Linked DNA regions of Homo sapiens: region 2 is linked to region 1. Evidence: chromatin loops called from intact Hi-C (ENCODE). Cell type or tissue: gastrocnemius medialis. All regions are shown on one strand. Each heading gives the region's core, and the rest is flanking DNA. Links, peaks and the distances in the headings are about the cores only. Region 1 has its middle 5.5 kb from the start of LINC02563. Region 2 has its middle 70 kb from the start of LINC02563.

Region 1 (5,376 bases), core at 227-5,226:
CTTCCATCTCAGGTGATTTCCAGGTAAGAACAGAGCTGTAAGCCATCTACCCATATCAGCAGCTGATACTCCCAGCAGCTGTGGGGACAGGGCTGAACCCCAAAGAGGGGATCTGGGTAATACCCGAGGGTCCGTCAATGTGAAGGGATGGGCACTTTGACTTAGTACTTATTGCTGATTAAGGCCCAGATTCTAGATGCTAACTTAAAGGAAATTGCTAAGTTGCAAATAATGTTTGTCTGGTAGAGATGCAAACAATTCCTGTCTGATAGAAAAGATAGCCCCGGGCTGGGCACGGTGGCTCATGCCTGTGAGCCACTTTGGGAGGCCGAGGCAGGGGGATCACCTGAGGCCAGGAGTTCCAGACAAGCCTGGCGAACATTGCGAAACCCCGACTGTACTAAAAATACAAAACAATTAGCCGGGCGTGGTGGCAGGCACCTGTGATCCTAGCTACTCTGAAGGCTGAGGCAGGAGAATTGCTTAAGCCAGGGAAGCGGAGGCTGCAGTGAGCCAAGATCGCGCCACTGCACTCCAGCCTGGGCCACAAGAGTGCAACTCCATCTCAAAAAAAAAAAAAAAAAAAAAAAAGATAGCCCCGAAGGTTATAGTTTCATTGTCCTATATATAGGACATAAACCAGTTTTGAATTTGATTTAGCAAAACCATTTTCAGTACTCCCTCTTTCAATGGCTACATCTACGTGAGTCTGTCATATACTCCTGGGACCAATGTTACCATCCTGCTGGTTTCCTACTCTCTTGCCTCACCCTAGTCCTGGCCCCAGCCCCCATGTTCCCTATATTTGCCTGAGTCATGTTTTCAACATTTTTTTTTTTTCGAGACAGGGCCTTGCTCCATTGCCCAGGCTGGAGTGTTGTGATTATAGCTCACTGCAGCCTTGGCTTCCCAGGCTCAAGCAATCCTCCCACCTTAGCCTCCTGAGTAGCTGGGGCCACAGGCATATACCACCACACCTGGCTAATTTTTTTTTAATTTTTAGTAGAGATTGGGTCTTGCAGTGTTGCCCAGGCTGGTCTCGAACTCCTGCACTCAAGTGATCCTCCCACCTTGGCCTCCCAGAGTGCTGGGATTCCAGGTATGAGCCACTGCACCGAGACATGTTTTCAACTTTGACATCTGTGAGTGCCTCCTCTAGAAACGGTGTTGATGCAGCCACCCTCTGGTGAGCTCTGGTGATTTGTCAGGGTCTGTACCTCACTCTAGATGTGATCAGAGGTAGACACGTGCCTACTATGATCCAGGCGTTGTCCCAGATGCAAGGATGAAGCCAAGAGGCTCTACAGGTGTGTTGCAGCTGAGACCCTAGGGCCAGTCAAAGCTGGGCTCAAACCTCACTGCTCACTGTTAGCCATGTGATCCCGAACAAATGATTGAGCCTGTCTAAGCCTCAGTTTTCATATCCTTAAAATAAGGCTAGTAACAATGAGTGCCTTGAGGAACTAATGCCCATAAAATGCTTTGTCTAGGGAATACTATATTCAATGAATGGCAGATATTATCAATAACCATTCTCTATTTTTATTGTGGTAAAATGTATGACAAAATTCACCATTTTAATCATTTTCAAGTGTACAGTTCAGTGGAATTAAGTCCATTCACATTGTGGTACAACCATGACCACCACCCATCTCCAGAATGTATTCACCTTTCCAAACTGATCCTTTGTGCCCATTAAACACTAACTCTCCATTCCCCTCTCCCTCCAGTCCTGGGTATTCACTATTCCACTCTCTGCCTCTATGAATTTGGCTACTCTGGGTACATCTTATAAGTGGAATCATACACTATTTGTCCTGTTGTGTCTGGCTTTTTTCACTTAGCATGATGTCCTCAATGATGTTGTAGCAGTATCAGAATTTCATTCCTTTTAAGGCTGAAAATATTCCATTGTATGCCTGTATATCACTTTGTGTTTATCCAATTCCTCCATCAACCAACATTTGGGTTGTTTCTACCTTTTGGCTATTGTGGCTAATGCTGCTACGAACACAGGGACACAAATATCTGTTCAAGTATCTTCTTTTGATTCTTTTTGGCATATACCTAGAAATGGAATAACTGGATTGGATAGTAATTCTATATTTAATTATTTGAGAAGCATCCATACTGCTTTCCATAATGACTGCATTATTTCACATTCCTGCTAGCGACGCACAAGAATGTTAACTTTCCCACGTCCTCATCAACACTTGTTATTATTTTCTGTTTTTTGTTTTTTTATAACAGGCATCCTAATTGGTGCAAACTGGTATCTCATCATGGTTTTTATTTGCATTATTTGCATTTTCCTAATGATTAGTGATAGCGAGCATCTTTTCACATGTCTGTTAGCCATTTGCATATCTTCTTTGGAGAAATGTCTACTCCAGCTCTTTGCCCATGACTCTCATTGGGTTGTTTGTATTTTGTTGATGTTGAGGGGTAGGACTACTAGCTCTTCTTTTTTTTTTTTTTTTAATTGAGACGGAGTCTCGCTCTGTCACCCAGGCTGCTCTGTCACCCAGGCTGGAGTGCAGTGCTGCAATCTCAGCTCACTGCAAGCTCCACCTCCCGGGTTCACACCATTCTCCTGCCTCAGCCTCCCGAGTAGCTGGGACTACAGGCGCCCACCAACACGCCCGGCTAATTTTTTGTATTTTTAGTAGAGACGGAGTTTCACCTGGTAGCCAGGATGGTCTTGATCTCCTGACCTTGTGATCCGCCCGTCTCGACCTCCCAAAGTCCTGGGATTACAGGCGTGAGCCACCGCGCCGGGCACTACTAGCTCTTCTTAAGAGGAGGAAAGCCACTCTGTGTCCTCCCAACAAACACTCATACACACACTCCAGGCGATGGCCATAGAGTCGAGCCAATGGGACAGAACCCTGAAACACAAAGCAAGGAAGTGCTGCAGCAGTGCACGGACTTGCCTGGAAATCAGCCCCATGAGTCAGGGGTACAGGCTGTACTCATAAGCGGGATACTCCAGCCAGCCTCTGAGCACACTGGGACATTGGTTTCATGAGTGCAGCACACTCTAACCCAGTGAGATAAGAGGCTACAGATGAAGCAACTCAAATACCAAGACAACTTGGCTCAGCACCCGCTGGGAGAGGACGTGGTCTTTTCACTCCAGCTTCTGTACTGGGCTCGTCAATCTCACCTTGCTGAGAAGCTGAACAAACCCGGGCCTGCTCTTCTCACCCTACCTGATGCCAAGGCGATGAGGTAGCCAGTGACCAGGAATGTCTGAGCTTAAAATAGAGATGCCCTGTGCCAAAATGAAGGCTTTCCTTTGGAGTAAGTAGAAGCACCCTGATGTCTTCTAAAAGTCTGGTCCGGTTTCTTTGGGCCATGCATCTAGCCCAGAGCCTGGAACATTAGAAGGGGTTTAACAAAAGTTGCATAGAACTTTATGGCCCTGGGTGAAACCTGGGGAGAGCCCACAGAAAAGTGACTCTCCCCCTTTGTAATGAAAATCAAGGCACCCGCCTTCCTGAAAATCTGACATCCTCACAGCCATCTGAAATCGTTTCCATGGCAAAGCAATGAACAACACATTATATTCATATTAATTTTCTAGGGCTGCCATAACAAAATACCACAGGCGGGGTGGCTGAAACACCAGAAAAAGTTCTGGAGCCTAGAAATCAAGCTCAAGGTGTTGGCATGGGTGGTTTGTTCTGAGGGCTGCCAGGGGAAATCTGTTCCGTGCCGCTCACCTGACTTCCGGTGGTTTGTATTCTTTGGTGTTCTTCGGCTTCTACTGCTTCACCTCAATCCTGGCTTCACCTTCACGTGGTATTCTCCCTGTGCTTCTGTGACTTTCCATAGTCATCTTCCTATATGACGCCAGTCATACTGGACAAGTGGCCTGTCCTTCTCCAGTACAGCCTCATCTCAACTTAATTACATCTGCAATTACCCTGTTCCCAAATTAGGTCACCTTCTGCAGGACTAGGGGTTAAGACTTCAACATATGAATTTTGGGGGACACGATTCAACCCATAACAGCATCCAAAATCTATTTCAGCCTGTATCAAAACATCTTACGTACCCCTAAATATATACACCTATTATGTACCCACAAACAATTTTTTTAAGTAAAAGAAAATTTAAAAATGAAATCTATATCTGTCACCTCTTTTCATTCGGAAAAGCCACAAAATAGCAATGATAATATTTCCCAAATAATGTTTGCAGAAGGTTTCTTTTCATTTGGGGAATCCCTACCCCCTAGCACAGGCCTTATAGAAAAGGTAACAACACAGGTTTCAGAGTCAAACAGGCTTTGCCTTGAAGCCCGGCCTCACCATTTCCTTCCTGGATGACCTAGAATGTGTTACTTAACCTCTCTAAGGATCAGATTTCTCATTTATATACAGAAGATAAAAATATTGGGTTGGTGCAAAAGTAATTGCAAAACCCACAATTACTTTTGCATCAACACTAATAATCAAATTGCAGAGTTGTTGGGGCAAAGAAGGTAACATGTATTACTAATCCATAATAAAAGCTTAGATGCATCAGTGTGGGAGAATGCTAATTGCCGCCTTTTCTCGTAGCAATAGAGACCCCAATTTTTAGTGGTATATGACTACCCAACTTCTCCATGCTGCTAAGTGTGATCCTGTGGCCAAGTTCAGCCAATGGCATTGAAGTACACGCGTCAAGTGGCAGCTTCTAGGAATCTTCACTAAAGCGAACGCTGTGCACACTCTGACTTTCTTCATTATCTCTTCCACCTGTCTGTTGTTGATGGACATGATGGCTGGAGCTGGAGCTGCCACCTTAGACCATGAGGTGACACTGGGAATGGAGACATGTATGGTGGACCAACAAGACAGAAGGAATCCAGGTCCATAATGCTTCCTAGAGCAGAGCCCCACACCCATCCTGGACCACCTGCCTCTGAGGTTTTATGGGAGAAAGAAACAAATTAGCATCTTATTTAAGCTGCTGTTACTTGGGCAGGGGCGGCCACTATTACTTGGCAGCTGAACCTAATCCTGACTGATACAGTTGGGTCCTTTCCCTGGCTCATACCAAGTGATCCTTAAATGTGTGTTGAATTGGATTATGCCTGTGGTGTTGCATCCAATTTCACAAGTTTCCATAGTTGGACTTCAGGGTTAGGCGTTCTGTCTCTGAAGAGCAGAGGGGCAGGTGCCTCTCCTTCAATCCATGTCCCTGTGCAAGTAGTGGTGAGTTTGTGACTCAGAATAAAAACCCCTCTAGCCCTTTGAGCACAACGGAGCCTGTTACTGAAGGCCTGTGCGGTAGTTTGTTCTATTTGCAGTAGAATGAGGGTGGGTAAGAGGGACGAAGAGAAAGAAGTAGAGAAAAAGCAAAGCAGTTCTCTGTGCCATTCCA
Region 2 (5,376 bases), core at 138-5,137, 75 kb before region 1:
CATCTCTCTCCCTTTTCTTTCTCTCTTCTTCCTTCCCTCCCTTCTTTCTCTCTCCCTTTCTTTTTCTTTCTTCCTTTCTCTTTCCTCTCTCTCTCTTTTTTTTTTGATAGGTTCTCATTCTGTTGCCCAGGCTGGAGTACAATGGTGTGAAGCTTCAAAATCCTGGGCCCAAGGGATTTTCCCGCCTCAGCTTTCAGAGTAGCTGGGACCACAGGCATGTGCCACCGTGCCTGGCTAACGTTTTTATTTTTTGTAGAGATAGGGTCTTGCTATGTTGCCCAGGCTGGTCTTGAACAGCAATCCTCCCAACTTGGCCTCCCAAAGGGCTGGGATTACAGGTGTGAGCCACCACAGCTGGCATGAGTAGTTTTATTAATGGGAAGAAGACAGGAGTAGCAAAGAGGGAAAGAGAGATAAAAGCAAATTTGGTCAACCTCAGAGTGTTGCCTTTATCTTCCCAAGAAATTCTAGGGAAGGTTCAATTCATGATGGTGACACCCATTAAAGGAAAGATGGTATGTTTGAGGACACCATTTTAAAAACTGGAGAGTCAGAAGAACCAGATACAATTCTCCCACATAATTCTATAATAACAGACTATTTCTCAGCTAAGGAGAGGCCCGGAGCGAAACAACCTGGCCCTTCCCACAGGCGCCCGCCATCTTTGCCCGACCACGCCGGGCATCCCGTTGGCTCTCAGTGAAAGCCCAGCCCCTTCCTGCTGAGGCTCCACTTCCGGTTCGGAGGAGCCAGTGTTCTCTGGAAATTCTCTCTACGGTTTTTCCTCTCTGGGCTTATTTCATGATAATTTGCTCCTCTGAAGGGAGTCTGGCATCTCCCTGACAAACACGTTTGCTGAAAGATTTACATTTTCGATTTCCTCGTCGCCCATTTTCTGACTGCATACATAAAAGAGAATTGTAAATGTTTAGAAAAATCAAAGTTCTTCTTAGACACCTGCAGTTCCACCCAGTTAGTTTTCTCGATAATACACGCCAAGAAAAGGCTGAAGAAATGAGGTGGAATAACCTGGCCATTTTCTTGCTGAGGTTTTCCAGACTTTATTTCCTCTCATTCTTCGAGTAGCTTCAAATTCTCAGGGCAGTTGGGAAGCTTGTCAGATAGAGCTCCCTGCTTTCCTGGGGCTAGAGGTAGTCCTGGGAGCCTCCTGGTCACTCCTCGTGGGTATAAGTGCCAGGGGAGGAAGGGCAAGGACAGCAGCCACTACTGAGGCTTGGAACATTGGCCTGGCCCTGGTTAGGGGCTGGCACTCGGCATGTCTACTAGACGCTGCCTTCCCCACACCACGGTGTAGACTCTCTTGCCAGACCCTGCTTCTGTCCGTCCTTCTCTGCCTATTCCTCTTCTTTCTCTCTCTCTGTTTTTTCTCTCTCTCCCTTCCTTCCTCTTTTTCTCTCTCCCTTCCTTCCTTCTTTCCTCCCTTCCATCCTCCTTCCTCTTTCTCTTTCTTTTCTTTCTTTCTTTCTTTCTTTCTTTCTTTCTTTCTTTTTCTTTCTTTCTCACCCTTTCTTTCTTCTTTCTTTTCTTTTCTTTCTTCCTTCTTTCCTTCCTCCCTCCCTGCCTCTTTTTTCTTTTCTTTTCTCTTCTCTTCTCCTCTCTTTTCTTTTCTTCTTTTCTTTCCAGAGTCTTGCGTTGTCACCCAGGCTGGAGTGCAGTGGCATGATCTTGGCTCACTGCAACCTTTGCCTCCAGGGTTCAAGCGATTCTCCTGCCTAAGCCTCCCAAGTAGCTGGGACGACAGGCCCGTAACACCATGCCTGGCTAATTTTTTTGTATTTTTAGTAGAGACAAGGTTTCACTATGTTGCCCAGGCTGGTCTCCAACTCCTGACCTCAAGTGATCCACCTGCCTCGGCCTCCCAAAGTGCTGGAATTACAGGCGTGAGCTGCCGCGCCGGGTCTCTGCATATTCCTTTTCTTTAATTTACTACCTGTGGGGTGCCAGTGGCTCTGCAGAGGGCATTCAGGGCTGAGGAAGGCTGCAAGCTCTTGACAATTAGCAAACATTTGAGTGTTAATAAAACATTTGAGTGTTAATAAATTCACACTCAGAAAAAGCATAAGCTGGCTTCTCATTTCCATTTTTTCAGATGGGCAAACACAAATGCTGAGAATCTTAAGGCTGTCCCTAAGAAGATGTGGAAGGGGAATGCACTTACTGGTCTCAAGAAGGACCAGTCCTAGACTCATGACCTTGGCCCATTGCAGGGAACACTTGCTGAGTGAGTCTAGGATTTCTAGGCTAAGTGACGCTTGTCTGTGGAACACTGGCGACGAAAGCTGGTTGCACAACTCTCTGCAGGCTCCTTGGACAGTGACTTTCAAACCATCCCAACCAAGATTGCTAAGAGAACCGCACTATTAGGTTTCAAGTTCACATCACATTGCCTTAAAAACCCCATGCTGTTCCTACGACCACACCTACAACTTGCCCTTGAAAATGGAAAACTCCATTCCATAAAACAGGTTTCTTCTTTCAAGTGCCCCACCAGGACCCTTCAAGAGAAGTCTGAACTATCATGAATCAAAATTTCCCATATTTTCCACACCCCAGTTATGAAGGAGTGGACCACATTATGATTTCCCCAGGGCTTATATAAGACATATTTCTATTTTTCACTTTCCATTTAAAGGAAGGACCCTTTTGGTCATCTTAATCCTCTGGGCAGAGACAGAAGAAAAGACCTTATTCTCCAATTATTTTCCCTGTTAGACACAGTTCTTTTGAATGTTACAAAGAAAAGATACAGACCAGAAATATCTTTCCAGGAACTGATTTCAAATGTTGATTCCATATACGCCAAGAGACTGCTGGCATCCACAGCTGCAATCTTCATTGAATAATGCATCAGGAGACAATTAGCAAGAGCTTGAGACTGTTTTGATTGCATGGAGAGTTGGTTTGGGCAGTTTGTGCTATAACAAGGTCTCGACAGTATAGTAAGTTTGGAAACACCAAAGTTAAAGAAAAGAATGAATTCTGGACAAGGACCCCACTCCCATCCCTGGGACATTCACAGTGCTCTTCATTTTTGGCCTACTTATGTACCATTCATGGGTCCCAATTTTGTGCAAGCTTCTTATCCTTCAACCTAGCCTATAAAAATGAGAGCAGCTGGGAATTCGAAGGCAGGGTGATAGGGGAAACAATTTCATGGTTCCTCTCCCTCTCCCAACCTCGTAAGTTTTTATTGCTTCACAGTTCATGATCTCGCTCTTTCCCCCACCTCTCACCACTATCCTTCTGTTCACACAGGTCCTATGGGACACTTAATCTGGAGGGGGATTCATGTTCCTTTGGAATAGCCACTGGATGAGAATAGGCTCAACCAAAGGCCCAGCTAGGAATATCCCTGCCACTTTCAACATTCCCTCCATCTGGCTTACTATGGAGCAATTTCAAGGCTCGCCACAGCTAAGGCTTGGGTTGTTTCCTTGATTTCTGCTTCTCATCTGTTGTACATTCCCCAGGAACAGTCTGGTGATAAGAGTCAGGTAGCAACAATGCAGTGAGTCTCTGAGACCAAAAGATAATTGAAAAATCCCAGTAAGTCCATTCCCTTTGGCCTTGAGTTCACATATGGTCACCACATTAGAGACCTTGTCCAAAAGACCAGCTTGGGACATGGGGTGGAGATGATTTCTGTCGTTAACACAGCCACATCTTCCCCCAAGTCAATGGGCAATCAGAGCTCTGTGTACTCTGATTCATTGCAGGACTGACCATGTCACTGGTTTTAACCCAACATGATGTCCTTTCTAGCATGGTCCTCACTCTAGGAGATAAAGTAGCTGTCTTCATGAGTGATTGCTTCCAGACCCAATGAAGAGAAACTCATGTGTTTGAAATGCCTGCCATTCTTCTCCATTTCACCATAAAGTAGCCAACTTAATTTTGCACAATACTGTTTGATAACAACCACGTGTGTGTCTTCTATATTTATATACTCAGGAAAGGACCTACTTGGTCAGTGTGAGATGATTTCACAAGAAAAATGGAACCAGATGTGACTCCTTTTTATTTGGCTCTTCAAGCTCAAGCATTCTAATTCCAGGGTCAGCCTTTACACGGGTTTTCGGTTACCTTGCAGAAGAGGATCCTTTTACACTACAGCGTTTGCTTTTCCAAGGTCCCTGACAAGCAGAAGTAGGCAAAAGATTTTAGGGAATTTGTTCTCAGCTTAGCACTTTCCAACATTTCCAGGCCTAGAGATTCAGTGGGACAGACTGTATCCTCTTTTGGAATAATGGAACATGCCTGTTCAGTAGTAGACATCCCCACCTTTAATTCAATCATTCTTCCAACTTCCCAGAATGCACAAGCACTTTGGGCCTGGAACTCAAGATCAGATAGTGCTAAAGTGACTCATTCAAAACTCCAAAGCCAAGGAGTGGGCAGGACTGACATCAGAGAAGGTCAGGCTTTACTCCTTTCATCTTGGTTCTTCTTTTCCTAAACAAACAAACAAACAAACAAACAAACTTTCATCCCAACTTGTGCTGGCAGGCCTGCCATGTACAGCGGTACAGTTTGTGCACTGCACAAAAATGCTTACTGCCAAGGGAGCAATTAGGGGCTGAAATGCAGTCCATGCTACACTTATCAAGACATGTACCCCAGAAAGTGATACATCTTCTTGGAAGAAGAAGCACCCCCCATGAAACGCCTCCCCGCCAAAATATTAACTGCTCACCAAGTTGGCAACCGTGTGCGTACATCTTTGCAGCAGTGCACTTTTCTAAGAAGCAGCATGTGCTAGTGGTATCTTGCATACTGGTGACAGCCTGAGATATGAATAAATATGCAAACTGCAGAGGATGTGTCATCTAGTCCTGTGTATATTAGTACTGCTCAATGAGCCACACTCAGCCCCAAGATAAGTCATCTAGAGAGGCTTTAGATGCAGGATAACCACTACATGGCACTTGTGCCACGACTGCTACAGCAGATGTGACTCATAAGTCCTGGAATTCTTTCATAGCCCAAATTCGTCACAATCCTTTTCCACTCAGTGGAGCACTCTGCTCAATCACTACCAATTAAATAGAGTTGGCATTCAAGAGAACACCTATCTGCCATCTGCCCCAGCTAGCTCTTGCCACAATAATGCTCCATAACAAATTACCCCACAACTCAGTGGCTGAAGACAGGAATCATTTATGTTTATTCTCCTATCTCTATGGGAGCTGTGCTTTGGCTAATCGAGGCTGACAGGCCAAGAGTGCTCTGCTTCGAGCTGCCGTCCAGCTGGGCTTGTCTTCTTGCTGTGAGTTGGACTTGAGTCTGCTCAATATGTATCCATTCTGGAGTCTGTGCTGAAAGGTTGCAGCCAGCCAGGGGCCATTCTTCTCATGG

The links. Peaks named below come from ENCODE experiments on the same cell type or tissue, not always from the same donor. Only the 100,000 strongest peaks of a DNase experiment are listed, where the experiment ranks them.
Region 2: a loop joins it to region 1, with 2.7 times the contacts of the local background. A loop is called at or near these places in 2 of 110 quality-filtered maps.

Annotation. Positions count from the first base shown.
Region 1 is chr17:65,460,393-65,465,768 of GRCh38, forward strand. No RefSeq gene overlaps it. Among named protein-coding and RNA genes, the nearest start is that of LINC02563, 5.5 kb to the left of the region's middle. RefSeq lists enhancers at 1-234, 235-868, 869-1,501. In gastrocnemius medialis, for the core only: no CTCF peak of the experiment used is centred there; DNase peaks (open chromatin) are centred at 399, 819, 3,049 and 3,717; H3K27ac peaks cover 4,259 bases.
Region 2 is chr17:65,385,237-65,390,612 of GRCh38, forward strand. No RefSeq gene overlaps it. Among named protein-coding and RNA genes, the nearest start is that of LINC02563, 70 kb to the right of the region's middle. In gastrocnemius medialis, for the core only: no CTCF peak of the experiment used is centred there; a DNase peak (open chromatin) is centred at 2,275; H3K27ac peaks cover 2,729 bases.